4 separate regions of the Homo sapiens genome follow, and all the other regions are linked to region 2. A link is a loop called in an ENCODE intact Hi-C map of the cell type or tissue named here. Cell type or tissue: IMR-90. All regions are shown on one strand. Each heading gives the region's core, and the rest is flanking DNA. Links, peaks and the distances in the headings are about the cores only. Region 1 overlaps TNFRSF19 (TNF receptor superfamily member 19). Region 2 overlaps MIPEP (mitochondrial intermediate peptidase). Region 3 overlaps MIPEP (mitochondrial intermediate peptidase). Region 4 overlaps MIPEP (mitochondrial intermediate peptidase).

What was found. Hi-C counts contacts between places; a loop is a spot of excess contacts. Peaks named below come from ENCODE experiments on the same cell type or tissue, not always from the same donor. Only the 100,000 strongest peaks of a DNase experiment are listed, where the experiment ranks them.
Region 1: it touches region 2 in a loop (4-fold over the local background); 7 of 110 quality-filtered maps call a loop at or near these places.
Region 3: a loop joins it to region 2, with 2.3 times the contacts of the local background. A loop is called at or near these places in 4 of 110 quality-filtered maps.
Region 4: a loop joins it to region 2, with 5 times the contacts of the local background. A loop is called at or near these places in 4 of 110 quality-filtered maps.

What each region holds. Positions count from the first base shown.
Region 1 is chr13:23,670,976-23,679,294 of GRCh38, forward strand. TNFRSF19 (TNF receptor superfamily member 19) reads left to right here. Exons shown (of 10, transcript NM_148957.4): 10 at 2,397-5,118. The coding sequence ends at 2,405. Among named protein-coding and RNA genes, the nearest start is that of TNFRSF19, 100 kb to the left of the region's middle. In IMR-90, for the core only: no CTCF peak of the experiment used is centred there; DNase peaks (open chromatin) are centred at 3,406 and 4,276; H3K27ac peaks cover 3,804 bases.
Region 2 is chr13:23,864,869-23,873,187 of GRCh38, forward strand. It overlaps MIPEP (mitochondrial intermediate peptidase), which reads right to left. Exons shown (of 19, transcript NM_005932.4): 6 at 5,145-5,327; 7 at 4,424-4,580. Among named protein-coding and RNA genes, the nearest start is that of PCOTH, 20 kb to the right of the region's middle. RefSeq lists an enhancer at 1,253-1,392. In IMR-90, for the core only: no CTCF peak of the experiment used is centred there; DNase peaks (open chromatin) are centred at 2,273 and 3,803; H3K27ac peaks cover 2,619 bases.
Region 3 is chr13:23,793,255-23,799,314 of GRCh38, forward strand. The region is part of intron 16 of MIPEP (mitochondrial intermediate peptidase); the gene reads right to left. Among named protein-coding and RNA genes, the nearest start is that of PCOTH, 93 kb to the right of the region's middle. In IMR-90, for the core only: no CTCF peak of the experiment used is centred there; a DNase peak (open chromatin) is centred at 1,617; H3K27ac peaks cover 3,721 bases.
Region 4 is chr13:23,774,445-23,782,763 of GRCh38, forward strand. All of the region lies in intron 16 of MIPEP (mitochondrial intermediate peptidase), which reads right to left. Among named protein-coding and RNA genes, the nearest start is that of PCOTH, 110 kb to the right of the region's middle. RefSeq lists enhancers at 2,360-2,409, 3,190-3,239. In IMR-90, for the core only: a CTCF peak has its summit at 4,040 (motif pointing left); DNase peaks (open chromatin) are centred at 3,747 and 4,637; H3K27ac peaks cover 2,738 bases.

The sequences.
Region 1 (8,319 bases), core at 2,618-6,617, 190 kb before region 2:
GATGTCAATTGCCAAGACTAAGGAATGAAACGTCTTCATACGAGGTCATCCCGGAGCCAACTCATTGCCTGCTTTTTTTCTGTGTATGTTGGTGGTGTGGCGGGGACAGGATTGATAAGCACTGTCATCACAGCTGTATGAACATGATATTTTAGAAACATGTTTTAGTTGATGAGATTGGCATATCATGACTTACTAACTCTTTTTCAAAGACATGCAAGGTAGTTCTCATGATTTATATACACTTTCAACTCAAATCATTATGAAAAGAAAGTTACAATTATATCTAAACTGAACCTGATGAGAAAATATTACACTCAAGTTGCACAGTATAATAATTTATTAATGAAAGGTTTTTACTAACTTTTCAAGATGTGTAGCCCTATAATTGTTAGATTAATTTAGGTAAATCTAAGTATGACATTGAATTTAAAAAAGGAAGCGTTAAAATATAAACCATTTTGATTTTTCCCCTATAATAGTGAATAATATTTTGAGCCCATTTTACGAGATAATCATTTCCAGATGCTGGAAAAAAAAAAAACTTTAGTTGCACTTACTAATCTGTGAAATGTAGCAAATGAACCTTAAGCTACTTCAGGCCTTTGGGGGCCTGGTCCTCCTCTTTATTTCAAGGTCCAACCAAGTGTTTAACTCAAGTAGTTTTGCTTCTGTTTTTCTTTCCCAATCTAAATTCCAACCCACATTTCCCCCAACAGGCTAATTTTCCAACTAGAGGACACATTCACATCTCATAAAGAATTTGATTTTAGGCTGAGGCAGGAAGATGACTTGAGCCCAGGAGTTTGAGGCTTGAGGCTGCAGTGAGCTAGGATCACGCCGCTGCACTCCAGCCTGGGCAACAAAGCAAGACCCTGTCTCTTAAAAAATAAAATAAAATAATTTGATTTCAGCAGCTCACTATTATGAACCAAAGCACAGGGCTTCTTGTTAATTTTATCCATTCCACAGGTTTGTGTTCAATTAGCTTGGCTCCATGATGTGGGCTCGTTCATAGCTCAGGAAAACAACATGTGTCCATCTGGGAGGTGGAAAAGGAGCAGCTGTGGCCAAACAGCACTTCTGTCTTTACGTGGTGTAAGGCCATGATTTCAGCGCATGATGCATTTGTTTACACAACCTGCATTTCCACACACTAGTTTTCTTGTGGGTGATTTAAGATGACCCATAATCTGATGATAGTTATGGTTCCAGATAAAGCAAATAGGTGTGAGAGCCTTCTTTAGTTTGTATGACTCAATTTTAATCAAGTTTTTCCTATACACATCTCTCCAGAAGGGAACAAAACTGAGATATTTGGAACATTTTTTGCTGAGATATTTGAGAGAACAAAGCCAGCCTGTTTACCTACAGGAAAAGCATATCTTGAAGTTGTTTTTAATGCAACATTTAAAATGTCAACAGGAACAGACAGAAAGAAGGTTAGAAAACATATGAGAGGACCCTGGGTTCTAGTGTTTCAATCTATTGAAATGTCTACTTTTTCCTTATTGGCAAAATGAGGATAATTTGCCTCCCACAGAAGGGTTCATGTAGTTATTATAATCATGTCAGTTAATCAACATATTTGATAAAACTATCTCCTGTTATTGGAAGTGTTTCATAAGATTTTACTTCTAAATAATCTCCTTAGACCTAGGAATAATTTTTTTGCATACACTTAACCTGGTATGTCACCAATGCCAAATTAGTGGTAAGTTAGTGAAGGGTTAATACATGAAATTAATGTTCAGTGGTTTCACTTGTCCCCTTCCCGGCATTGACGTCAGTGCCCTTTGTGATGAGGACACGTCTAATGGCTACACTTTGCTGAGGATATTCTCCCGATAAGGACTGTGAGTATGCTAGGGAGATTGTTATAAGAGAAATCTTATTCCCAACTATTTCTGAACATTCTCTAATAGTTTAATGGAAGTACATTCAAAGACTAAGTTGGCAGATAAAGAATGGTACTATTCATTCATCTTTGTTCTTTGAAAGAAAGGAAATACAGAATCCTAAAATATTTACCTACAAATGCTTTAAAGGAACACAGTATAGAAGAAAGAAGCTTTAAATGTTTGAATAAGGTTGAAAGCCCACAAAAGAATTGTTGTTAATACATTATGATTGCTATGGGTTACGGTATCATCTTTTAAGTACTCTGCAGTTATTGGGTGACTACGAATTGTTATGAAAATATTTATTTTATCCTGAGATTACATGGGTAGCTGGATATTTGGATACTATTGAATGAGTTTCTTGTCCATATGCTATTATTATATCCATGTATACTACTAGTAAAAGTTATGCATAATAATTCTTTACCATTGAAATTTAGCAGATTTAACTTGTAAGACATTATTTCTAAAGCTTCCTTTCTGTTGCTGTTTTAGGAAGCTTAAAGAACCTGCTTCTTTCTGCAGTAGAAGCGTGTGCTGGAACCCAAAGAGTACTCCTTTGTTAGGCTTATGGACTGAGCAGTCTGGACCTTGCATGGCTTCTGGGGCAAAAATAAATCTGAACCAAACTGACGGCATTTGAAGCCTTTCAGCCAGTTGCTTCTGAGCCAGACCAGCTGTAAGCTGAAACCTCAATGAATAACAAGAAAAGACTCCAGGCCGACTCATGATACTCTGCATCTTTCCTACATGAGAAGCTTCTCTGCCACAAAAGTGACTTCAAAGACGGATGGGTTGAGCTGGCAGCCTATGAGATTGTGGACATATAACAAGAAACAGAAATGCCCTCATGCTTATTTTCATGGTGATTGTGGTTTTACAAGACTGAAGACCCAGAGTATACTTTTTCTTTCCAGAAATAATTTCATACCGCCTATGAAATATCAGATAAATTACCTTAGCTTTTATGTAGAATGGGTTCAAAAGTGAGTGTTTCTATTTGAGAAGGACACTTTTTCATCATCTAAACTGATTCGCATAGGTGGTTAGAATGGCCCTCATATTGCCTGCCTAAATCTTGGGTTTATTAGATGAAGTTTACTGAATCAGAGGAATCAGACAGAGGAGGATAGCTCTTTCCAGAATCCACACTTCTGACCTCAGCCTCGGTCTCATGAACACCCGCTGATCTCAGGAGAACACCTGGGCTAGGGAATGTGGTCGAGAAAGGGCAGCCCATTGCCCAGAATTAACACATATTGTAGAGACTTGTATGCAAAGGTTGGCATATTTATATGAAAATTAGTTGCTATAGAAACATTTGTTGCATCTGTCCCTCTGCCTGAGCTTAGAAGGTTATAGAAAAAGGGTATTTATAAACATAAATGACCTTTTACTTGCATTGTATCTTATACTAAAGGCTTTAGAAATTACAACATATCAGGTTCCCCTACTACTGAAGTAGCCTTCCGTGAGAACACACCACATGTTAGGACTAGAAGAAAATGCACAATTTGTAGGGGTTTGGATGAAGCAGCTGTAACTGCCCTAGTGTAGTTTGACCAGGACATTGTCGTGCTCCTTCCAATTGTGTAAGATTAGTTAGCACATCATCTCCTACTTTAGCCATCCGGTGTTGGATTTAAGAGGACGGTGCTTCTTTCTATTAAAGTGCTCCATCCCCTACCATCTACACATTAGCATTGTCTCTAGAGCTAAGACAGAAATTAACCCCGTTCAGTCACAAAGCAGGGAATGGTTCATTTACTCTTAATCTTTATGCCCTGGAGAAGACCTACTTGAACAGGGCATATTTTTTAGACTTCTGAACATCAGTATGTTCGAGGGTACTATGATATTTTGGTTTGGAATTGCCCTGCCCAAGTCACTGTCTTTTAACTTTTAAACTGAATATTAAAATGTATCTGTCTTTCCTAGTATGTTTTTATCTTCTCATGTATTATCCATGGTTTTCTCTGTTTGTGACAGATTAGTAAAATTTAATGAGCCCTCTTTCTTGTGGCCGTTTCTCCATAGTTTTAGGTTTTGATATGTGTTTACTAGCTTGCCTGTGTCTGGTACATCTCATGACCTCAATTCCCTCACCTGAAATAGGAAATGAGAATGTTTCATTGTAGCCCCAAGCGGTCATGTCAACCTAGTGCCTAGTCATAATTAATTGACTTTTCCTGTATTACTTCTTTTTTTAAGTATAAACCAATGATCCTTTGGTAGTCAAGAACTCTTAGGAACATTGCCTTTTGGACATGTAAAATATTTAGGATTTGACCACACAATGGCTATGAAAATGCAAGTAGTTTCCTCGCGTGACCTCACCATGATTCACATACGTGCCACTGTTTGAAATCTGGTCTGTTTGCATTTCTGTTATGACAGAGAGATGATGTTTGCATTTCTGTTATGACAGAGAGATGATGAAAGTAGGCAGGGCTGTGTTCCTTTGTGTAGCCTGTATATATTTTCCATATGTAGAGCCCTGATTAACTTCAAGGACAAACACTGGCTGGAGAAAGCCAGACTGATGGGAATGAGACTTTGGCCAAAAATCCCAAAACATCATTTTCAATCAGTAGAGAAGTGCTTAGGGTTGAAAATTGATTTCATTTGCTACTGAATTTGGTAAATCCTGGGTAACTTTTATCAAGATGAAGACATTTTACCCTACCTACTCTAGAAATATACAACAATGTTATATTTTACACTCCTTGGAAACATTTGAGGAAAAAAATGCAATTTGCACTTCACTTTGTTGGAATATCCCATAGCACTCAATAAACTCAGCTGCTAGAGTGCCGATGTCAGGAGGGCTGTGTCGGGTAATGCGTGTGGCTGAATGGGCATAACCACTGTGGCTTCTTGTGCTGCAGAAGCTCGTTGACAAGACTGAGGAGGATTTCAAGAGCAACCAAGTAAAGTCATGAATTTTCTAATTTTGTGTATATGGAATATATTTTTAAATAGAGATTTTTCTACTTTAGATAATGTGTTAATATTGCTATTACCTAGGTTAAGCACTATTGTCTGTGCTAGTAAGAAAAAGAAAGGAAAACCATCATTGCTTTATAGTAGCTTATATCAATTTAGATTTCATCATTACTATTTTGCATACTGGAATTTATAAATGTGTAAATTATCATTTTCTTAGTTTTGTAATACCTTTTTTATTTGTGAATAAAATTATCACCTGGTATTCTTATTTATGTGTTCAGTGAGAGAATGACTGATTTTGTGGATGCAGACATGTTTTTTTCTTTTCAGAAGTCTGTGTGAGGGTTTTGCAGAGTTCTGCTCTCTCGGCACAGGCAGCGGCTCCTGCCTGTGGTCCCAGATACTAGGAGGCTGAGGCAGAAGGATCATGAGCCTAGGAGTTTGAGGCGTGCCTAGGAGTTTGAGGCCAGCCTGGACAACATAATGAGGCTGTGTCACTAAAAAATGTGCTCCAGAGAGGGATGGAACCCTCTCTGCCTCCTCAGGCTTTTGGAGGGCTATTTGTAATCCTCACTGGTGACCTGTGAGGGATAGCCTGGGAACAGAACCAGGCGCATTGGGCTAGTGGAAGGTGCTCTGCGGCCCCTGAGAAGCTTTGGCATCAAGGTCTTATCATGATCTCTTCATTTTTTCCCTTTTATGGCACAAAGAGGGAAGGAACTAAAGAGAAAGTTTTGTATCCTTGATGGAGCTCAGCCAGGTGTCCTCCTGCAGAGGAGGACTAAAGAGAGGAAGGTGGAGGCTTCCACAGATCAGCAATCCTTTTCTTCCCTCTACTCAGTAAAGCTTTTAAGGCTATTATTAGATTTTGAGAGAGGACTTTAAACTTTCTGGAAAAAAAAAACTTTAAAAAATGTTACAGTTACATCCTGCTTTCTCAGCAGGTGAGTTTCTGCTGTTGACACTGGATTCTCTGAGGGAAGGACATTGACTTCTTCCCCCTCTGACACCCCCACTCACACCCCAACCCCCCCAGAGCATGTGGACTTTCCTGGTGTCCATGGAGACTGGTTTAGCTTATAGGTACCATAAATCCATCAACTCTCTGACAAAAATAACTCAAAGCTAATAAGGTTCTCCCAGGAGGTCTGGACTATTTTATAGTAATGTGTCTGGAATTGGTGGGTTCTTGGTCTCACTGACTTCAAGAATGAAGCCACGGATCCTCGCGGTGAGTGTTACAGTTCTTAAGGATGGCGTGTCCAGAGTTTGTTCCTTCTGATGTTCGGACGTGTTCGGAGTTTCTTCCTTCTAGTGGGTTCATGGTCTCTCTGGCTTCAGGAGTGAAGCTGCTGACCTTCACGGTGTTACAGCTCTTAAGGCGGCACTCTGGAGTTGTTCGTTCCTCCTGTCTGGAGTTGTTCATTCCTCCCGGTGGGTTCGTGGTCTCACTGGCCTCAGGAGTGAAGCTGCAGACCTTCCCAGTGAGTGTTACACTCATAAAGGCAGTGCGAGCCCAAAGAGAGAGTAGCAGCAAGATTTATTGCAAAGAGCTAAAGAACAAAACTTCCACAGCATGGAAGGGGACCCGAGCAGGTTGCCACTGCTGGCTTGGGCAGCCTGCTTTTATTCCCTTATCTGGCCCCACCCACACCCTGCTGATTGGTCCATTTTACAGAGAGCTGATTGGTCCGTTTTGACTGGGTGCTGATTGTTGTCTTATTTGCAGTCCCCTAGCTAGACATAAAGATTCTCCAAGTCCCCACCAGATTAGCTAGACACAGGGTGCTGATTGGTGCATTTACAAACCTTGAATAGACACAGGGTGCTGATTGGTGTGTTTACAAACCATGAGCTAGACACAGAGTGCTGATTGGTGTATTTACAATCCCTTAGCTAGACATAAAGATTCTCCAAGTCCCCACCAGACTCAGGAGCCCAGCTGGCTTCACCTAATGGATCTCGCACGGGGGCTGCAGGCGCCAGTCCCACGCCATGCACCCGCACTCCTCAGCCCTTGGGCGGTGGATGGGACTGGGCGCCATGGAGCAGGGGGCGGGGCTCCTAGGGGAGGCTCCCGCAGCACAGGAGTCCACTTGTGGGGAGGCTTAGGTATGGTGGGCTGCAGGTCCTGAGCCCTGCCCCACGGGGAGGCAGCTGAGGCCCTGCGAGAATTCGAGCACAGCGCCGGCTGGGGTACCTGGCACACCCTCTGCAGCTGCTGGCCCTGGTGCAAAGCCCCTCACTGCTCAGGCCGGCGGGCCGGCTCCGAGTGTGTGGCCCACAAAGCCCACGCCCACCCAGAACGCGTACTGGCCCACAAGTGCTGGGCACAACCCCTGTTCCCGCCCACACCTCTCCCTCCACACCTCCCTGCAAGCAGAGGGAGCCGGCTCCGACCTCTGCCAGCCCAGAGAGGGGCTCCCATAGTACAGCAGCAGGCTGAAGGGCTCCTCAAGGGTGGCCAGACTTGGCGCAGAGGTTGAGGAGGCGCTGAGAGCGAGCAAGGGCTGCCAGCACACTGTCACCCCTCAGTAATAACAATGACATATTTTCATTATTACCACTATTATTAAGGTCTCTGCAACTGGGTACTTATTCTGAATGTGTCCCATTTTAAACTAAGAAGGTATTGTCTGATTTCTTTTTTTAAAATTTAATTTAATTAATTAATTTTTTTGAGACAGTCTTGCTCTGTCACCCAGACTGGAGTGCACCTCCCAGGTTCACACAATTCTCCTGCCTCAGCTTCCTGCATAGCTGGGATTACAGGCACATGCCACCACACCCGGCTAATTTTTGTGGGGTTTTTTTTTTTTTTTTTTTGTATAAACGGGGTTTCACCATGTTGGCCAGGCTAGTCTCAAACTCCTGACCTCAAATGATCCGCCCACTTCGGATTGCTGGAATCCCAAATTGCTGGAATTACATTTTTTAAAAACAAATTTGGCACCGACTAAGGTCTGTAAATAGAGCTTAAGTTTATCATTCAGTCTTGAAAGTGAACAGTGGTCTGAGAGGTTTCAAAATTGTCTATAATGTCAAACAAGTTTCAGTAAGTCCTGGTATGCAATTATAGGGATATAATTATGCTGAGTCAAGGCAGCAGTTCACACTAGCATTAGTTATGTCACACTTCAACCAACGGAGGGTTGAAAGGTTTCTACTCCAGAGAGTCAGCTGGCCAAGGGTAGGTCATGTCATGAATGGCCAGTGGCGTTTGAATTAGTGTGATCTATGGCTGCTTGAAATTCACCTCTCCAGAAGACTTGAATTTTTAAAAGTTATCAGCAAAACCACTTTCTCTAGAACCATGGGTGGTCTTCTGAAGCAGGTTTCATTTTTTGTTCTATAAAGAGAGAGGATTCTTTTTTCCATAATTTCTAATGGCATTAGCTATTCCTACTTAAGACTGAAATAGCTGTGTTCTGGTAGCTTTGTTTGGGGTGGAATTTAACTAGCAGAACTA
Region 2 (8,319 bases), core at 1,784-5,783:
TATCTAGACTGCTTTGTTCATAAAAATAGGTGCAGTGTAGAAGTATAATTCCCTGAAATAAATTTTTTAAGATCAATGTTTTTCTTGATAACAATTTTATTGTTATATACAACTGTAGAATAATCTATTCAGGATAAATATGAAAAAAATAGCAAAATAAGAAAAATAAATATTAACTTCTGATAGAATTTTTAAAGTATTTTTATTAAAATACTTCTGCCATAGTTGTCATAATTTACAAACCCATAAAGGCAGTGCAGTAGAATTATCACCGTTTCCCACAAGAGGAAATGTTTTGCAAGTATTTCTGAATGTAGCACTTTTTATCACTGACTTATGTGTACAGAGCTTTCATATGTATTTTAGTTCACCACAAACACTATGTTTGTATTTTCCAGATAATCTTTTATACAGTTTTAAGTTTCCTGCCCTCTCTTCAATTTAAGTTATCTCCTTTTGAGTGAAATAAAAGACTAAGGAAATAAATAATGGTGGTTAACCTAAACCCAAACCATGAGGTTTCTTGCCACTGTCAATACTTAACAAGTCCTGTGTATACGAATTCTGAAAACACTGGCTCATGTGCCATATGAAACAACAATAGGAATTTTTGGGGAACAAAGACATTATTTAGTCAACAATGAAATCTCATTTTAGGATTATATTCCAGGTACCATACCAAACTGTTTTCAAATGAATCCCTATGTATGCTTGTATACGTTTTATTTCTTAATAACCGTGTTTTAACATTCACCCATCTTATTCTTCCAGTCATTTTACATGTGAAGAATCTGCCTCAATTAATTTTTTTTTTTTTTTGAGATGGAGTCTTGCTCTGTTGCCCAGGCTGGAGTGCAGAAGTCCCATCTCGGCTCACTGCAACCTCTGCCTCCCAGGGTTCAATCGATTCTCCTGTCTCAGCTTCCTGAGTAGCTGGGATTACAGGCACCCGCCACCGCGCCCAATTAATTTTTGTATTTTTAGTAGAGATGGGGTTTCACCATGTTGGCCAGGCTGTTCTTGAACTCCTGACCTCAAGTGATCTGCCTGCCTCAGCCTCCCAAAGTGCTGAGATTACAGGCATGAGACACCACATCTGGCCTGCCTCAATTAGTGTCCCCAGAGAATTGTCATATTAAGATTCAGTTTGAAACCCCCCACTAAGTGCCTCACCGCAGTTACCTCCTCATTCACTAGCCACATGAATGCCCGCCTTAGCCTCAGTCAGCCTCTCTGTCTTCCTTCTGCTCTGCTGAGGACTCACTCCATCACTGTGCATGACAGTTTCATTTCCCTCAGGGCGCCTTCCACAGCCACAGATGCATCTGACAAATGCCCCGAGCTCCTAAATCCCATGGCATTGTTTTGTCTGTACTACTCCATCGACACCGAAAACGTGCCAACCTCTATTATTATTTATCTTTTTATATGCATATATCCAGCTCCTCAACTAAGCTTTAAATCCTCAAGGACCCAGAGCACATCTTACGTGATGATGTGCACAACAGCCCCCTGCCAATACATCAGCACACCAAGCACTTAGTGCACAAGGGTGACCTGCCAGTCACGGAATCTGGAGCTGGGTGCTGCAGGTCCAGTGAGCTCCACGCTGCTACAGCCAGTGGTCATGCCCAGCCCTCCTCACATCTGACCTGGCCACAGCATGAGTCAGCTGATCTCTCCCCTCTCCTGTAGACAGACCTTCTGCGCGGCCTCCAGGACCACACCCTGTAATCACTTTCCACCTCCCTTAGTGGCCGTTACATCTGGCAGCGTTAACTAGCAGTTCCTCACATGCCTGGCCTCTTAAACTTGAAGGCCCCAGAGCGCAGTCCTTGGACTTGTTCTTTAAGTTCACTCTCTTAGTGGTATCAGAATCTCATTTTAGAGGTTCAGACTTACATATGAAGCTCAGAACTCCACACTCCATCTAACTGCCTACCCAACTTCACCACTTGAACCTCATTTGGTATCTCAAACTTAACTTGAAACAAACCAAGTTTCCGGTCCTCCCAATCTTAGTTAACAGTAGTAACTCACTCTCTTTCTAGTTGCTTAGGTCGAAAATGTTGGCTCCCTCTTCCAAATACTCTGTACCCAGAATCTGATCACATCTTACCACCTTCCCTGCTACCACCTGGTCAAGATGCCAACACTTCTCATCATGGTTACTGCAAAACAGCATCTAAACAGGCCCTCTTCTACCCTGGCCCTGCTGCAGTCTTCTCTCAGGAACAGCAGCACTGACTCACCATTAGCACTGGAGTCAGATCATCTCACTCCTCTGCCCCAACCCCCACAGTGACCTGCTGCACTTGCATCAAGTCTCTACTTAATGCCGCCCCTTGTCAGTCTGTTCCCACCTCTCGCCACTCTCCTTGCACACGCTGCGCTTCAGCCACTCTGCCCTCCTCAAACGTGGCAGGCATTTTTCTGCCTCAAGACCTTAGCACTTGATAGTGACTCTGCGTGAAACCTTTCTCCCCTCAAGAGCCACAGCCTCATGCTTGTGTCTGTCAAGAGCACGCTCACATTCCACATTCTAAGTGAGCCTTCCGACAATGCTCTCTAAAACTCCAACACCAGCCTACATGCCCACATACCTTATCCCCTTCCCTGTTCAGTTTTCTCCATGGCTTGTATTAACTAATAACATACCACATACTTTATCTACTTATTTCGTTCTTTACTGTTCTTCCCTTGCTCCCAAGAATGTAAACTGCATAAGGATAGGAATTTTCTTCTGCTTTGTACACTGACTTATTTCCCTGACCGAGAATAATATCTGACATACAGTGGGCAATCAGTAAATATTTGCTGAATTAATAAACAAAAGGGGGATGTAGATGATATAAAACATAGGGCATTAGGTCTCAAGCAGCCTGTGGAAAACCATAAATGTAGCATATGTGTTTAGGCTTCAGTTCTGCCACATTTTAGCAATATAACCTAACCTTAGATTCCTTATCTGTGACACGAATACAAATACCTACCTCACAAAGCTGCAGAGGAAGGAAATGAGATAACAACAGGATAAGCACTGAATGATATTCTAATATTATTATTTTATATAAATATAAAATAAAAATATGGTACTATTATAATCAAACTGTTGACAACAGCGACTACAGAAAAACATACTTTTCACCAAACTGATACTTACAAAAAAAGAAAAAACATACACTAAAAACACACATTTAATACATAACATACATATTATATCTGTTTAGGAGCTTCGATTATATGAAAAAAAATGTAAGTGTTTTAAGGGTTCGGGGACAAAGGAGTCCAAGGAAAGTGAAAAAGTTTAACCAGCTTCATGAAAGAGGTGGGTTTTGAGCTGAGCACTAAAAAAACGGGGTAAGATTTTAACAGGCAGACCAGGAAGAAAAGCTGCTCTCCATAGGAGAGTGACACGAGCAAGGGAACCCAGGCCGCAATGAGCGTGACACGCCTGTAGCTTAACCGAGAGCCCTGACAGGTCAAGGGAAACAGTTGTTTACGAAAGAGTAAGAAGTAAGATTGAGTGCATTTAGAGAACTTTGGAGAAGAGAGGAACATGCTAGGGTGAGAAGGGATAAGCACAGAAGGAATAAAGACAAGCGAGGATTCAGGTTGTGATCTGCCCCCAGTGTCCCCTCTGTCGGTGAGTGGAATGTCTAACCAGATGTACAACCAGAAACCCAGGGGGCCCACCACAATGCCTCCTCCTCCCTCTCACCCTCACTAAGTCTTGCAACTTCACTGCCAAGACCTTGAGTCTCACGCAGCTCCATCATCACGGCCACCCTACTCCTGACTCACCACCTAAATTACAACTGTAAGTTAATAAATGCTTCTGAAAAAACGTATTATGTACATTTATATTATTATTGTGTAACATTTTCTCTTAGACATTATGAATCATAAGGAACTCAACATAGCACAAGGCAAGTTTATGACAAACCCAACGACACACTTCCGTAACACCTCACCTAGCACAAACCTTCCTAAGCAGTACTCTTCTCTCTGAAAAGGAGGCTTATCTGACTGTGTGTTTTTTATATGACCTAACCTACATTTAACCTTGACCTCAGTAAACATACTGATCTTTCATTCTCTTACACTAATTCTAACCAATTTGTCAAATTCAGCACAGAAACTGTGTTAAAATGAAAACAATTTAGACTAACATCAAAATGAAAATTTAGGTTATGATTTTACTCTCAACATTCACATAAAATAAAATTCTTTGGTTGGACAGAATTATGCCAAATTATTAGCTCTATTTAAAAATGGTTCCTATAAAAATACATAGAAAATCTCAATAAATGGTTCTCTACATGTATTAAAAATAGAACACTAATTTACAGCTATTTAAAATCAAAAGCTCAGTTTCATAAAAATCCTATTTTGCCCTTAAATGTTGGATAAACAGGCTTACCTGGATTTTTAGCTATCGTTCCTTGGAGAGCCCTGTGAGAAAACGTGGAATACCCCACCAACTTTGCCAGAAGATCTCTGCTGCTGAGCAATTCTTCTAAACATTTCAATTGACCAGCATTGGGATAAAGAAAAATTTTATAAGCAGCTTCTCGCACCTACGTTTAAAAAGTAAATGGTGAAGGCTATAAATATCATCACACAGTCCTATGCAACAATAACACAGGCTCATGCTCACCACTTGATCTGCAGATGATCACTGCTTTCAAAATAAAGCAATGGTCTACACGAGGCCATAAAGCTTCCAGAGTCATAAAATAGCATGGGATGCAATAGCATACTTGACTGCAGCTCTAGGGTACTGTTCTGAGGTACGGTGGGGCAAACCTCTACCCAGTGCGTGGATCTCTATGCTATAAAGCGTCTTAACCAGGAGAAGTAAGGCTGCATGAATTTAAAAGTCTCTGTAGTCTAGAATGTCAGTTAATGGTGTTATTAATCATACTTTAAAAATAAGGAGTCTTGTATGAAATATAAGTAATTAAATCATTTTCATTCTTTAAAGTGTTTATGGCATTAATAATTCCACAAGTTAAATTTTTAGGGCTTAGTAATGCTAAAAAGTTTTTAAGGATACTATTATATTATCACTGAATTTTGGGTTAAAACAGTAGCAACACACAAATGGGACCTAAACAACAAAGAGAATGAAACATACATACCAAGTCATCTGGTGATTCTGCGTGGAGACCATCAATTATGATATGATCCCCAGCAGATGTAAAGTTACGACGAATGTGTTCTGGTAAGAGATGCTTCTCAATCTTGTTGGGAAAATTGGTTCCCATAAGAAATGTACTACTCAAATCCAAGATTTTAACATTGAGGTCCACTGCTCTTTTACGCTGTATGCAGGAGGAGTAAAAGTTATTTAAAGGCGTTTTGAATTAATATTTCACAATTTAATAAACAAAATATAAATATGTCAAATCAACATATATATTGTTGAATTATCACTTAATAAAATATTAGTTTAGTAAAATGAATATATTGTTACTATATTATAAATAATATATTAATTTTACTTTTAACAGATATTTAATATTCTAACAAAAAGATCATACTTATGGTTTTCTGATGTTTCTATGTTTTAAGATTTACATAACTTCTAGTTCTATTTTATGTCTAGGTTATATAACTAATTGTTGAAATTAACAACATTGAAAAACACATGCCAGGTGCAGTGACTCACGCCTGTAATCCCAGCACTTTGGGAGGCCAAGGAGGGCAGATCACTTGAGGTCAGGGGTTGGAGACCAGTCTGGCCAACATGGTGAAATCCCATCTCTACTAAAAATACAAAAATTAGCTGGGCGTGGTGGCACGTGCCTATAATCTCAGCTACTCAAGAGGCTGAGGCACGAGAATCGCTCGAACCCAGGAGGCGGAGGTTGCAATGAGCCGAGATCGCACCACTGTACTCCAGCCTGTGAGACAGAGGGAGACTCTGTCTCAAAAAAAAACAAAAAACAAAAAAACAGTTATTTGCAAAAGTGTAGTGAGCCTCCAGAAGGGGGAAGCACATTTTAAAAGTTCTGATTTTGGGTGTGGTAGCACACGCCTGCAGTCCCAGCCCTATGTGGGGCTGAGGCAGCAGGATCACTTGAGCCCAGGAGGTAAGGCTTCAGTGAGCTACGATCACACCACTGCAACCTGGGCAACAAAGCGAGACCCTGTCTCAGGGGGGAATAAAGTTCTGATTTTGCATGTGCTTGAGCTGCTACAGAATGATACAGTGAAGTCTAAGAAGCAGACTGGAACCCCAGGGCATGGTCCTTTCTTCTACTCTGTGTCCCTGCCATGTGGCACATGGTCCTTGCTCCTGCCAGGCCTTCAAATGGTCAGTGATGAGGACGTGGATGGTGCGGACACATCTGCTTAGGTTTAATCTTGCAGTCATATCTTTGTAATACACAATAACCTGAGAAAACGTGTATTAGCAAAGGGGTTGCCATAAATGCTCTAAGATTAAATATAAACTAGAAACCACATAATTAGGCTGACTGGAGGAGAAGGGCTGAATTTTCAGTTATTGGCTACTCAAAAACTAGACAGGCTCTGCAGATGAATTTTCAGTTATTGGTTACTCAAAAACTAGACAGGCTCTGCATATGAATTTTCAGTTACTGGTTACCAAAAAACTAGACAGGCTCCGCACTGGGCTCATGTTGGGCTTCAGGTGAAAGTGTACACAAATCTTTCTGGGAGAGGAGATAGCAATTAACAAGTTCTAAACTGTTCTATGCTCCTAAAAAATGATTAAGCCACAATACTAATATACTTTTTAAAGATAAACATAGATGATGTAGAGGCATGCTTGATAAGATGCTGAAAAAATTGAGTATATATCAATATCCCCAGAATTTCAATATAGAAAATTCAAATTTCATGGAAAAAAGTTTTAGGAGACTCCCATTTCCTTACAGTCCAGATTTCTCTTTGCTTATTTTGTTTGATATGGCCATTTATCACCACCTAATGGTAACAAGTGGAATAACAAAAAAGATGAACAAGATTTTGAAATCACATTACAGTTCCAAAATTGTCTTCAAAACTTTTACTTTGAAAAAAAAAATGTGATAAAATTAACTACTTTGAAGATTTTATCTACTGATAAAACCTCTGGAAAAATCAAAACTGAGTTCATGCCAACTTCAATGATCTGCCAGGCATATCACTTCATCATTCTGTGGTAACAATGAAATGTACAATAATCTGAACTCTTGAAAAATTCTATGAAATTTCTGTGTTATTAAATAATGTTAAAAATAAACATTTCTATTACATTTAAACTTATAAGTTATATTTGTATGAGACCTTAAAAATTAAGGCCGGGTGCAGTGGCTCACGCCTATAATCCCAGAACTTTGGGAGGCTGAGGCAGGTGGATCACCTGAGGTCGGGAGTTCGAGACCAGCCTGACCAACATGGAGAAACCCCGTCTCTACCAAAAATACAAAATTAGCTGGGCGTGGTGGCACATGCCTGTAATCCCAGCTACTCAGGAGGCTGAGGCAGAAGAATCGCTTGAACCCGGGAGGCGGAGGTTGCGGTGAGCCAAGATTGCCCAATTGCACTCCAGCCTGGGAAACAAGAGTGAAACTCTGTCTCAAAAAATAATAATAATAATAAATAAATAAGAAACCAACTGGAAAGAACATAGGCTTTGATGATTTATAGATTTTGTTGGTGGGTTTATTTCATGGTCTCTCTTTTGAAAAATGGAACATGTCTACTTTATATCCTGTCCTAGTGGAGCACCTCTGAGAACAAACATGGAAGTTACAAGGGAAAAACTGAGCAGGTTTACTTTAGTTGCATATTCAATATTGAGGGGTTCCCTGGGAGCTGCTCCCGGGGAAAGAGGAGCTACACTGTAATCATATGTTAGATAAAAGCGGCAATGTCTATGCTGGTGAAACTGAACATATACTATTTGTCAGCAAAATTTCAAAAGCACCCTTCATAAGGATACATTAAAACTATTCACATGGATTCTCTACTAGCAACCTTCCTTCTGAAGATATCAAACTTGATGATAGCTAGCATTATCATGATTTGTCATACATTCACTCAATACTTTTACTGAGTCCAAAACTAATATGCATTAAAAAACATGATCCACGTTCTTGATCCTTTGTAAGCCTAGAAGTTAGATAAGCAACACAACAATAACAGCATCATCATCAACAAAAGGTAAAGAAGAATGCCACATGACTGAAATAAGTAAAATACGTTCGGATGAATACAAAATTCCACCTGGGGGACTGATAAAAGCTTCGCAATGTGGCGTGAGGATGAAGCCTTCATGGGGACTTCAGCCAGGGAAACCTGGTG
Region 3 (6,060 bases), core at 1-4,000, 73 kb before region 2:
GGAACAGATTACTAAAACATGCAACAAGACAGTGGATCTCACAGACATGTTGTATAAAAGTCATTAGACACAAAAGAGGATTTCTGTATGATGCCACCTACATGAAGGTCAAAACAGGCAAAACTAGTGGTTAACTTTAAAGGGGGTCGCAAGAGCCTTCTGGATAACTGCAGATGTATATATTTTGATCTGGGTGGTGGTTCCACAGGCAAACATATTTCCAGAAGTTCATGGAGCTATAAATTAAGATTTGTGTACTTTATGTACATTATATCTCAATAAAAATGTAAAAACATTTCTCAGTAAATATTTATTGGGTACATACTACTAACTGTTCAGGGCCCTGGGAAAACAATAAACAAATCAGAAATGAGCCATGCTGTTCTTTGAGGTTCACTCCAGTTGGGAAGATAGAAATGAATCAAATGGCATCAATACATTATAAACTGAGATGACCCATCTTAAGGGAAGGACCCCAGCCCTGGGAGACTGTAACAGAGGCTGGCCAGGTCTGGAGAAATGATGGTTCAAGCAGAAGGCAAAGGGAGCAGAAAGAGAGCACTCCAGGCAGCAGAAACAAGTGCCAAGACTCCAGTGCCAAAGGAAGCAGGCTGTGTCCTGCTGGAGGAAGCTTGGGTGACCAGACCACGCAGGAACTTGCAAGTGGGCAAAGGACTCTGGCCTTTAGCTTAAGATCAATGGAAGCCATTGAGGGTTTTAAGGGAAGGGACGTCACACTCAAATCTGTATTTAGAAAAGACCTCACTAATGTTGTGTGGATTTGAGAGTTGTATAGCAGATACTTCCTAGGACGCTCATTAGGGGAAGACTGTGAGTCCAGTCTAGAGCTGCTCTATCCATGAGAAAAGGCAAGAAGAATATTAAGAGGAGGAAGTGACTGAGAACTGCAGATTTTATGTCTTTAAATTTATGTTGAACCGAGGTAATTCATCTTCAAATCAGTGTGATATAGTACCCCAGGCTGCCTCCAGAGAAAGGGACCTGAGGAGGAGGGAGACTGTATTGTAAAGCTTTTGACACCCTGTGATTTTTTAATCATGCATATGTATTACTTACTCAACATAAAATTAAAATTAAAAATTAACAACACTCAACTGGAGCCTTCCTCATATTGCTAACGCTGCCTTAACTCCCTGTTGGTGATAAGGCATAAAGGTAAAGAGGCATCACAATGGTCCCTGTGTCCGGCTCTCATTCCTTGTGAGTAAAAACGGGACTTACCTCAGAAAATTACCAGAGAAAACGCTTCCTGAAATAGAAACAGCCTAAATCTAAAAGACACATGTGCATCATTTAAGATACAAAAGTTTACCTGGTAAAGAAATAACTTCTACTAATAGCCTGGATTTTTAGTTCCTTATATCTAGCTTGTCAAATTGCAGGCCGAGAAGAAAAAAAGGGCAGCATTATTCATGAAAACCAAGACAAAAATGAAAGTTGGTGATTTGGCTCAAAGGACCATATTAAAAAAACAACCGGGTAGTCATAATTTCCTCATGTTTTAAATCACTGAAATCTAGAGTTGCAGCTGTCCCACAAACTGAAACCATATAAATTTTTAGAAAATGAGTCAATCATGAGATTAAAGTTTCAATTTATAACACTTCTGTGTTTTAGTTACAAAGTCATAAATAAACCTAGCATGACACAGAAAGTAAATATTTTTTCAGTTGTTTATGCAGGCAAAGAGGAAAGAAATTTAACATGCAATTAACCACTTAGGTGTTTCTAGATATGCACCATATGGTCTTTCTTCGTATTTAAGATAAAAACAAAAATAAATATTGTTTTCTTTAACCTGATGTTTGCTTAGCAACATCAAATATTCCAAGCTAGCTCAGCCCAGGCACTAACTTCACCTCATGGAAGAGACTTTCCATTTGCAGGAGAGCTGGGGCATAAGAATAGGAGGAAACTTCTTCCCCAGGGCGAAGAAAAAAAAAAAGAATAGGAGGAATAAGCATTTTTACCAAATAGTTTAAATTGAATACTCTGGAGAGAGAGCAGTAAATATTTAACCCGCCTGGGGCTCCAGTCCTATTGTTTAATAGACAATATATTTGTTTATACATTTAAAAACAGACCCTTATGCCATTCTTTCAACCAACATCTGAACAAGTGTGGGATAAAAATAGCCAAGGTCCAAAGCAACCCTAAGATTTCTGTATAAGGACTCCCCATATGATCACGGTTACTTACCTGTCTTAGTTTAAAAATAACTAATGGGAACAATCTGATTGACATTTTAATCTAGATGACAGAAATCACTTAATGGATAATTATTTTCTTATCTTCATGTCTTATCAACTATTCTAAAATTAACGCTTTTAAGGTAAAATCATTATATACTTGATGCTACATGAGGTCAATACGTGGTGCTACACTTTTATATTAACAACTGAAATAAAGTTGTAAAGTCACCCATGAACAGCTTTAAGATATACAGTTAAAATTAAAAACACAAAAACATTTGAGAAGCTGAGGTAGGAGGACCACTTGAGGCCAGGAGTTTAAGACTAGCCTGTGAAACATAGTGAAACCTCATCTCTACCAAAAAAAAAAAAAAAGCTGGGAGTGGGGTGTGGTGATGAGCGCCTGTAGTCCTAGCTACCTGGGAAACCGAGACAGGAGGGTCAGTTGAGCCTTGAGGTTAAGGCTGCAATGAGCCATAATCATGCCAATGCACTCCAGCCTAAGTGATGGAGCAAGACCCTGTCATACATATACACACACAATTGTTAATATGCTTGAGTGTTTAAATGTCACCTATCTTCATATATTATATATATATGTGTGTGTGTATATGTATATACATGTATGCTCTATATATCGAACAAAGAAGCTCTTAAAAATTGACTATCGGCAGGATGCAGTGAGTCACGCCTGTAATTCCAGCACTTTGGGAGGCCGAGGTGGGCGGATAACTTGAGGCCAGGAGTTCAAGACCAGCCTGGCCAATATGGCGAAACCACATCTCTACCAAAAATACAAAAATTATCAGGGCGGTGGTGCATGCCTGTAATCCCAGCTACTGGGGAGGCTGAGGCATGAGAATTGCTTGAACCGGGGAGGCAGAGGTTGCAGTAAGCTGGCATCGTTCCACTGCACTACAGCTTTGGCAACAGAGCGAGACTCCATCTCAAAAAAAAACCAAACAAACAAAAATTGACTATCAAGGGAATGAGAGAACAGGAAAGAAAAGAAACTCTAGTAGTAATAATATATTAAAGCATTAACACCAAAATTGTGCATAACAATGCCATTTTCTCATGGTAGGTTTTAAATTTTTCTTCTTTTTGGGACTACTAAAAAAAAAAAACAAAAAAACTCCACGTAGTAAATGTAACAGTACTCTCAAAATCTCTCTGCACTCTTCCATTATATTGATTTCATCTCCCTATTCTCATCTTTCCACATGGTTAAGAGGCATGTTTGAAAGTTAATCCGGATGAGCACACTATGTAAACAACAGGGTTCACCACTAGCTGCACTCCATCTCCAAGCTGGTACAGTGGTTACTTTCCTTTGCATACATAATCATGGTAACAGCAGTGTCAGCTTAAGAATCTTCTCTAGAAATCAAGCAATCTTAACATGGGAAGCCCTCAAATTACACATAAGTTATATGCTAAAAGTTCATTCACTATTCTGTTACTTGGGAACTCACAACACACATCCAAAACAAATGTTCTATAAGTGATGTTTCAAGCCACTATACAGCCAATGTAACCCTAAAATAATAGAAAGGAGCAGAGCATTATATTGTTGTGATTATAGCAGTAGAAACTGAAAAGAAAATGTTAAAAATTTTGGGTTTTGCTGGTACTTGAGAAAAGGCTGTTCCAATGAGAACATCATGCCAACCACACTGGCTGACCCAGTCTGTGCCCTTTGACGGACACACCTCTGGGTAATCTCCTCAATTTCCCCTCATCCTACACAGCAAACTCTCCCTGTTCCCTGCTGCCCCTTCCCACAGTTAGTACCTTCACTAGACTAATGACTCCCAAATCTACAGAGCTCCCACCTTGCTCTGTCTCCTGGGCTGTGGACCCACTGGCCCAACACTGTTCATCTCCACTTGGATATTCTACAGTCACATCAAATGAAATTCATCACCCATGCACTCCTCACTGCATGAAGCAGCTACCACCCCTCCTGTACTCTGTTTCTGAACGTCATCCCCACCCCCACAGATGGCTCATTTTATTAAAACAGTGGGTGTCATTCCCACTCCTTCTCTTTTATCACCACCTCCCAAACTAGCAAGCACCAAACACCCAGGTCTGTCTGCTGGCTGCCGTGAACCTCTAAAGCACTCCTCTATTCTGCCTGGTCATCTTGTTTCTTTAGCCTCCAGGAAAGCTTGCTGATGCACAACAAATAGGTGTAGGTTGCCACATCATCAAGAGTGAGGAAGAATGCAAGAGCCCTACAAAAACACAAAAGGTACCTTTTTCTCATTAATGTTTCAGGGAAGGAGCCTCCCTCTGGAAATTAAAAACGAGGATCCCAATATAGCCTCGGTATTAGTTGTATACGCATCAGAATGTCTCAATCTTTTCATCTTTTATGCTCAGTCTCTCTGCTCACAACTCAAAGCAATTTGATAGGCTTGAGAACTATTTTGCTTAATAACGAGATGTCTGACAGGACAGCCAGATATAATGATGAATTGGTTAGCAAATACACATCTAAAAGGCTATTTCGAATACAGGCTCCATGAGAGCAAGGATTCTGGTCTACTTTATTTACTGTTACATCCATTGCTTAGACCATGTGGTAGCACGTAGTAGGCACTTAATAAAAAGATAACACATACATATACATTATATCAATTATTAAAAATTTGTAGTTATCACAATATAAATACAAAAAGCAAATTATTGTACAACTATTTTAATTGGGATTTGAAATAGTTTTCTTTATGCTAAAAAACAAAAGTGTGTTTGCTCTTTGGAGTGTCTGACTAAATTCAGCACAATTTTTGGCAGTTTTTTTCTAAAAACAGTTTGTTACACATAGAAAATTATACTTAATATGAAATATATATCACTTCTACATAATTAGACTTAATAGAAATTAGTCTGAATAGAAACCAGTCTCCAGTAGCAGCAACCTTTCTCAACTAATACACCTTGAGTATACTGCAGCAAATCAGGTATATCTGATTATGTCCCCAATAAGTCTGCAGCACACACCTACTCAAAAAGATGGACAGGTAACCAATGTTTATAGATTATATAAATCCCCCGATATAGTCTAGATATGTGTCTTGGCCCAAATCTCATGTCAAATTGTAATCCACAACATTGGAGATAGGGCCTGGTAGGAGGGGATTGGATCATTGGGGTGGATTCTCATGGTTTAACACTATCCCCGTTGGTGCTGTTGACACAATAGTGATTTCTTGTAAGATCGGGTTGTTTAAAAGTATGTGGCACCTACCCTCTCTCTCTCTTGCTCCTGCTGCCATCATGTAAGACACCACTCTCCCCCTTTGCCTTCTGCCATGAGTGTAAACTTCCTGAGGCCTTCCCAGAAGCTGAGCAGATGCCAGTGTTATGCTTCCTGTACAGCCTGCAAAAACCACGAGCCAATTAAACCTCTTTTCCGTATAAATTACCCAGTCTCAGGTATTTATTTGTAGCAACGTGAGAATGGATTAATACATATAATACATCCCTCATCCCCTCTCTAGGGTAAATTAGAATAATTTTTTTGGTTTTTTTTTTTTTTTTTTTTTTTGACAGAGTCTTGCTCTGTCGCCCAAGCTGGGGTGCAGTGGTGTGATTTCGGCTCACTGCAACTGCCACCTCCCAGGTTCAAACGATTCTCCTGCCTCAGCCTCCCCAGTAGCTGAGACTACAGGCATGTACCACCACGCGCAGCTGATTTTTTTTTTTTGTATTTTAGTAGAGACAGGGTTTCACCATGTTGCCCAGGCTGGTTTCGAACTCCTAAGCTCAGGCAATCCGCCCACCTCGGCCTCCCAAAGTGCTAGGATTACAGGCATGAGCCACCACACCCAGGCAAATT
Region 4 (8,319 bases), core at 1,710-5,709, 90 kb before region 2:
AGCAGCTGAGGTTTTGATAGAGATTGTGTTAAATCTGTAGGTCAATTTGGGGTGTATTGCCATCTTTAACAATAGTAAGTCTTACAATCCATGAACATGAGACATCTTTCCATTTATTTAGGTCTTCTTTCTTTCAATAATGTTTTACAGTTTATACTTTACAAGTCTTGAATTTCTTTTGCTAAATTTATTCCTAAGTATTTTACTCTTCCAGATGCTATTGTAAATAGAACGGTCTTCTTAATTTAATTTTTAGGTTGTTTATTGCTAGAATACAGAAAAACAATTTTTGCATATTGATCTCATACCATGCAACCCTGCTGAACTGGTTTATCAGTTCTTTTTTTTTTTTTTTTTTTTTTTTTTTGAGATGGAGTTTTGCTCTTGTTGCCCAGGCTGAAGTGCAATGGGATGAGCTCGGCTCACTGCGGCCTCTGCCTCCCAGGTTCAAGCAATTCTCCTGCCTCAGCCTCCCTGGTAGCTGGGATTACAGGTGCACACCACCATGCCCGGCTAATTTTTTGTATTTTTAGTAGAGACAGGGGGGTTTTGCCATGTTGACCAGGCTGGTCTTGAACTCCTGGCCTCAAATGATCCACCTGCCTTGGTCTCCCAAAATGCTGGGATTACAAGCATGAGTCACTGCACCCAGCCTATCAGTTCTCTGTGTGTGTGTGTGTGTGTGTGTGTGTGTGTGTGTGTGTGTGTGTGTATTCCTTAGGATTTTCTATATACAAGATCATGCATGTCATCTGCAGAGAGATAATTTTATTTCTTCCTTGTAATATGAATGCTTTTAATTTTTTTCTTGACAAATTCCTATGGTGAAAACCACCAGTACAATATTGAATAGAAGGGGCAATGGCAGACATTGCTGTCTTATTCCCATCTCAGAGGAAAGCTTTCAGTCTTTCACCCTGAGTATAATGTCAGCTGTGGGCTTTTTCTAGGTGCTCTTTTTAGGCTGGGGATCAGCATTGACTCTTGATTCCTTATCCGCAGTTACTGCCAATCAATCCTGAAGTCCTGATAATTTTATCTCAATATATTCCTTGTAGTTTTTCCCTTCCATACTCATCCTCAATGCCCAGGTTTAGATCCTCATCACCTCTTGCCTAAACTGTAAGGCCTTTGGGGTACGTAGGGTCTATGTGCATATATGTTTTACTTACCAAAAAAAGTTACATTCATTAAACAAAACCAAAATGCTGTGGAAAATGAAGACAAGAACAGGCAGCAGCTACCAGAAATAAAAATATCCTTGCCAAAACAAAAACAAAAACCAAACCAAAAACAGTGGGAAGAGCAGGAGGATAAAATCAAGGCAATCTCCAAGAATAAAGCAAAAACACAGGAAGAAGAGATAAATCAAATGGAGGAACTTCTGTTTCATCAGCATAATGGGTCTGCTATTTCCAACAGTCCTGAATGAAACAACTAAACTCTGGATAAAATATTTAAAAGAATTTTTTTTGGTAAATGTGTTGCTGAGAGAAGAATAAAATGTTATCAAAATGATGTAGATCATTCCAGCAGATTAAAAAACAGATGTTTTTAAGTATATGGTCATATTCACTGTATTTTTCTATTTGTTTTCATCTATTTCTTGGATAGATTGTTTTCTCCCTGCCTTCAATCTCTGTACCCCCCATCTATCACCCATACTGAAACCTTAACTTTTTGCCTGCAGCTTATATCTGCTCATGTCACTTCTCTGCTTACAAACTTCAAACCTCTAAGGCCTCCCTATTCCCTCCCCAGTCATATATAAGCCTCTGAGCAGACATAAAGAACTCTTCAGGACTTGATCCCAGTCTGATTTTCAACCCCCAAACAACAGCCCCTCCCTTCTGTTCCAAGTTCCCTATCATCAAGCAACCAGGACTAATATATTCTCTAACCACTTTCTATCATACCTTACCTGTTCCTCACTCCCTCCTCCCTACTGTGGCTTAAGCTAGGGTAAAATCTGAAGCAGAAGCAACTAAGCCCAGATTAATGGTCATTTCTGACTCCACGAGGCAAAATTCAACACTTCTCTATTTATAATAGTGTTCTCACAGCACTGCATTGTATCATTTTTCACACTGTCTTGTACATGTATATATCATCCATCCTGAAAGATGTCATTCAAATGAATTAACACACATGAGGAGAAGTGGTGGTGGGATTAAATAAAAGTTGTGGTTTTAGTGTTCTAAATAATTTAGTTCTAAAACATCTCTATCGGAAAAAGGTTTTATGGTTGACTTGGGAAAGAAAGTAGAATAAGCAAAATCACTGGGCAGGATAAGTTAACATGGAGATTTTTCAAACTGTGCACCAGTATCTACTAATGGTTTGTAAAATCTGTACAGTAGCTTGTGACCTGCATTAAAAAAAAAAAAGAAGAAAATGGGACAGAAAATATATAGTGCACAGCACAGAGGGTAACTTTAGATTTGTGGTACTTTTGTTTCAGTTTCACTCCCACATATATGTACATATACACCTAAATGTACATACATGTATCTGTACAATAGATCATAATGTAAAATGCATTTCTTACTGCAGGTTTGCTCAAAATGCTTAAACGCCAGTGAGTAAACAGTTCAAGGACAGATTAAAAAATCAGTGCTACTAAAGTAAAAAGAGAAGTCAAGGATATAAAGGCAGGTGAAAATGCTTAAGATGGGTGATCTCGTGGCTTATTCTGACTTTACCCATGGGGCAAGTGGACCATAAACACAGCAATGGCTGCTGTGGCTCTCAACTCTGAGCACTTTAAAGTATTTGTGTTTCTCTAACATGGTAGCATCAGAATGCAGGGCAAGTCCCAGTGATGTGCAAGTCTCTACTGATCTTGCTTCTGTTGTTCCTGTCTTCATGATGCACTTAAAATCTGGTTATCATCTAAACAGAACAAAAGGAGTCATAGGTTGTAGGTTAAACTTATAAACTATGTTTTGCTAACCATTCTGAGATGCACCATCCTAGAAAATAAAAGACAGTGAATTTCTGAAGTAATCATAATGAACAAATAGAGGATGTGAAAGTAATTCAGATTACTGTGTTACAGTATTGTACCACAGTTAATTTCCTGGGTTTGACGGTACACATGGTTACACAGAATGTTATCACTGGGGAAGCTGGGTGAAAGGTACTTTGCAACTTACGAACATAAACTATTTTGAGATAAGAAGTTATTAAAAAATAAGATTAGAGTGTTTTGTGAATTCCAAGGATTAGTCCAATAGACTAGTTTGAGATTGACTCCACTGCAGTAATCATGTTTATTACTCACTACTGATGAGCTTAGAGCTGAATTACCTTATTTCAAATAAGCAAACTCCACTGCACCTAGTGTTACTCTACTTGCCTTCAGTACTGTGCTTCTCTAAACTAACTGTGGCAGCATATTATTCTCTAAAATATTTTAATGTATTTCTTTATTCATGTTCATTTAAATTCAATCAGGACAGAGTGTTCAACTTCTTAGAGGACATACTAAGTTTTAAGAGGGAAAATGGGTTAGAAAAAGTGGTTATGAAATAAATGTAAACTATCATTTGATTTATAGACATCTATTGCTTCCATTTAAAGGACTTAGCAGTATGAAAGGATTGTTTAGACGTACTTTGGCTTAAGTGGGAAAAAGTTATGGCTGCAATTGTATAAATCATTTCAAATACTGTTTGATTTTAGCTTTTGAGTGTCTGAGTTTTTCTAAATGTTCTGAGAAAGTCTGGTTCACTTTTCACTCTCCATAAATCAGCAAGTATTTCAAAGCTTCCCCAAGACACAAAAAAACATACACATGTGAAAAGAATGATTGCATCATCACTAAGTTAGGAATTTGAAGATAATGTATGTTAAAGAAAGCAAATAACTGCTTTCTTTTATAATTATTAAATATATACATTACAAATCATGATGTGTGCAAGACACCAAGATAAACTATTCTAGCACATTAATAATCACATATGGTCATGGAAGGCTGTTGGGGGCACGAATCACCATAACCATGCTCAAGCAACTAGCTGTGCATTATCATGGGGACCCCTGGTGGCCTGGCCAATGGCTAGCCTTGGGGAGCAGAGACTCCCTCAAAACTCACTAATGAAAGAATGCTGAACACACAGATTCCCATCAATTTTGGTCTATTTGTTTTTCTTGCTTTGACACATCCTATGTGCAACTGATTTTATTTATACATACCATTTTTATCATGTCAATTACCCGTTTTTTTCAATTCCCCTTTCAAGCTCTACATTATTTTATTATACTGACAATAATAATAATAATAATACATGACATCTGCTTAGTGTTTACTGGGTGCCAGGCACTGGGCTAAGTGCTTTGATCATACATTATTTCAGTCATAGTCCTGTGATTTAGATATCACCATCTTACTGATGAAGATCTCACGCCTAGCTCACCTGATTCTACAACACCACACTCTACAGTATGCCTGAATTATCCATCATATCTGATTAATCTCACTCTCCTCAGAGGAGCCACCTCTACTCATGTTGTAACTCCTCCACACAGAGCTTCAGCTTTGTACAACCTGTTTCCACACATAACTTTCTCAATCCTTTCTTGTTAATTTGAATATGCCCACTCTTTATCCTGGAATGTTCTCTTCTCTCAAGTACACACACTAGCACTCTTTCAAACCATAGGTCAAACCAGAAACATGCCAAATAAGGATGTTTGCCTTTTCTATTATTATTTAGCAACAGTTTGAAAGTTCAAGCCATTGAATCAGCTGAGGACAAACAGAAACGTACAGCTATTGGAAAGCAGCAGCAAAAATGTTATTTACAAATGTTGTGAGTGATGTGTATGTAGAAAACCCCGAAATTGTGGCAGGTATCAAAGATAGTATGTTTTCATTAGAATTTCCAGCCACAAAAATCAACAAATGAAAACAAGTAACTTCCTTATGTATCAGTGATAATCAGCTAGAAAAAGGTGGGAGGATAAACATCCCATTCACAACAACAAAAAACCATAAAACAAATACATTTAAAAAGGTGTATGGGGGGGGCAGTTCCAAGATGGACGAATAGGAACAGCTCCAGTCTACAGCTCCCAGCGTGAGTGACGCAGAAGACGGGTGATTTCCACATTTCCAACTGAGGTACTAGGATCATCTCACTGGGGCTCGTCGGACAGTAGGGGCAGGACAGTGGGTGCAGCCCACCGAGTGTGAGCCAAAGCAGGGTGAGGCATCGCCTCACCCAGGAAGCACAAGGGGTCAGGGGATTCTCTTTCCTAGCAAAGGTAAGGGGTGGCAGATGGCACCTGGAAAATCGGATCACTCCCACCCTAATACTGTACTTTTCCAACGGTCTTAGCAAACGGCACACGAGGAGATTATATCCCGCGCCTGGCTCAGAGGTTCCCACACTCACAGAGCCTCGTTCATTGCTAGCACAGCAGTCTGAGATTGATCTGCAAGGCAGCAGCGAGGCTGGGGGAGGGGCGCCCACCATTGCTGAAGCTTTGAGTAGGTAAACAAAGTGGCCAGGAAGCTGGAACTGGGTGGAGCCCACCTCAGCTCAAGGAGGCCTGCCTCAGTAGACTCCACCTCTGGGGGCAGGACATTGCCAAACAAAAGGCAGCAGAAACCTCTGCAGACTTAAATGTCCCTGTCTGACAGCTTTGAAGAGAGTAGTGGTTCTCCCAGCATGGAGTTTGAGATCTGAGAACGGACAGACTGCCTCCTCAAGTGGGTCCCTGACCCCCGAGTAGCCTAATTGGGAGGCACCCCCCAGTAGGGGCAGACTGACACCTCACACGGCCGGGTACCCCTCTGAGACGAAGCTTCCAGAGGAATGATCAAGCAGGAACATTTGCTGTTCAGCAATATTTGCTGTTCTGCAGCCTCCGCTGCTGATACCCAGGCAAACTGGGTCTGGAGTGGACCTCCAGCAAACTCCAACAGACCTGCAGCTGAGGGTCCTGACTGTTAGAAGGAAAACTAACAAACAGAAAGGACATCCACACCAAAACCCCATCTGTACGTCACCATCATCAAAGACCAAAGGTAGATAAAACCACAAAGATGAGGAAAAAACAGAGCAGAAAAGCTGAAAATTCTAAAAATCAGAGCGCCTCTCCCCCTCCAAAGGAACACAGCTCCTCACCAGCAACGGAATAAAGCTGGATGGAGAATGACTTTGATGAGTTGAGAGAAGAAGGCTTCAGATGATCAAACTTCTCCGAGCTAAAGGAAGATGTTCAAACCCATTGCAAAGAAGCTAAAAACCTTGAAAAAAGATTAGACGAATGGCTAACTAGAATAACCAGTGTAGAGAAGTCCTTAAATGACCTGATGGAGTTGAAAACTACGGCACAAGAACTACGTGACGAATGCACAAGCTTCAGTAGCCCATTCGATCAACTGGAAGAAAGGGTATCAGTGATTAAAGATCAAATGAATGAAATGAAGCGAGAAGAGAAGTTTAGAAAAAAAAGGGTAAAAAGAAATGAACAAAGCCTCCAAGAAATAAGGGACTATGCGAAAAGACCAAATCTACGTCTGATTGGTGTACCTGAAAGTGACGGGGAGAATGGAACCAAGTTGGAAAACACTCTGCAGGATATTATCCAGGAGAACTTCCCGAACTTAGCAAGGCAGGCCAACATTCAAATTCAGGAAATACAGAGAACACCACAAAGATACTCCTCGAGAAGAGCAACTCCAAGACACATAATTATCAGATTCACCAAAGTTGAAATGACGGAAAAAATGTTAAGGGCAGCCAGAGAGAAAGGTCGGGTTACCCACAAAAGGAAACCCATCAGACTAACAGCAAATCTCTTGGCAGAAACTCTACAAGCCAGAAGAGAGTGGGGGCCAATATTCAACATTCTTAAAGAAAAGAATTTTCAACCCAGAATTTCATATCCAGCCAAACTAAGCTTCATAAGTGAAGGAGAAATAAAATACTTTACAGACAAGCAAATGCTGGGAGATTTTGTCACCACCAGGCTTGCCCTACAAGAGCTCCCAAAGGAAGCACTAAACATGGAAAGGAACAACTGGTACCAGCCACTGCAAAAACATGCCAAATTGTAAAGACCATCGATGCTAGGAAGAAACTGCATCAACTAGCGAGCAAAATAACCAGCTAACATCATAATGACAGGATCAAATTCACACATAATAATATTAACCTTAAATGTAAATGGGCTAAATGCTCCAATTAAAAGACACAGACTGGCAAATTGGATAAAGAGTCAAGACCCATCAGTGTGCTGTATTCAGGAAATCCATCTCATGTGCAGAGACACACATAGACTCAAAATAAAGGGATGGAGGAAGATCTACCAAGCAAATGGAAAACAAAAAAAGGCAGGGGTTGCAATCCTAGTCTCTGATAAAATAGACTTTAAACCAACAAAGATCAAAAAAGACAAGGAAGGCCACTACATAATGGTAAAGGGATCAATTCAACAAGAAGAGCTAACTATTTTAAATATATATGCACCCAATACAGGAGCACCCAGATTCATAAAGCAAGTCCTTAGAGATCTACAAAGAGACTTAGACTCCCACACAATAATAATGGGAGACTTTAACACCCCACTGTCAACATTAGACAGATCAACAAGACAGAAAGTTAACAAGGATATCCAGGAATTGAACACAGCTCTGCACCAAGCAGACCTAATAGACACCTACAGAACTCTCCACCCCAAATCAACAGAATATACATTCTTCTCAGCACCACATCACACTTATTCCAAAATTGACCACATAGTTGGAAGTAAAGCACTCCTCAGCAAATGTAAAAGAACAGAAATTATAACAAACTGTCTCTCAGACCACAGTGCAATCAAACTAGAACTCAGGATTAAGAAACTCACTCAAAACTGCTCAACTACATGGAAACTGAACAACCTGCTCCTGAACGACCACCGGGTACATGACAAAATGAAGGCAGAAATAAAGATGTTCTTTGAAACCAGTGAGAACAAAGACACAACATACCAGAATCTCTGGGACACATTTAAAGCAGTGTGTAGAGGGAAATTTATACCACTAAATGCCCACAAGAGAAAGCAGGAAAGATCTAAAAATGACACCCTAACATCACAATTAAAAGAACTAGAGAAGCAAGAGCAAACACATTCAGAAGCTAGCAGAAGGCAAGAAATAACCAAGATCAGAGAAGAACTGAAGGAGACAGAGACACAAAAAAGTCTTCAAAAAATCAATGAATCCAGGAGCTGGTTTTTTGAAAAGATCAACAAAATTGATAGACCAGTAGCAAGACTAATAAAGAAGAAAAGAGAGAAGAATCAAATAGACGCAATAAAAAATGA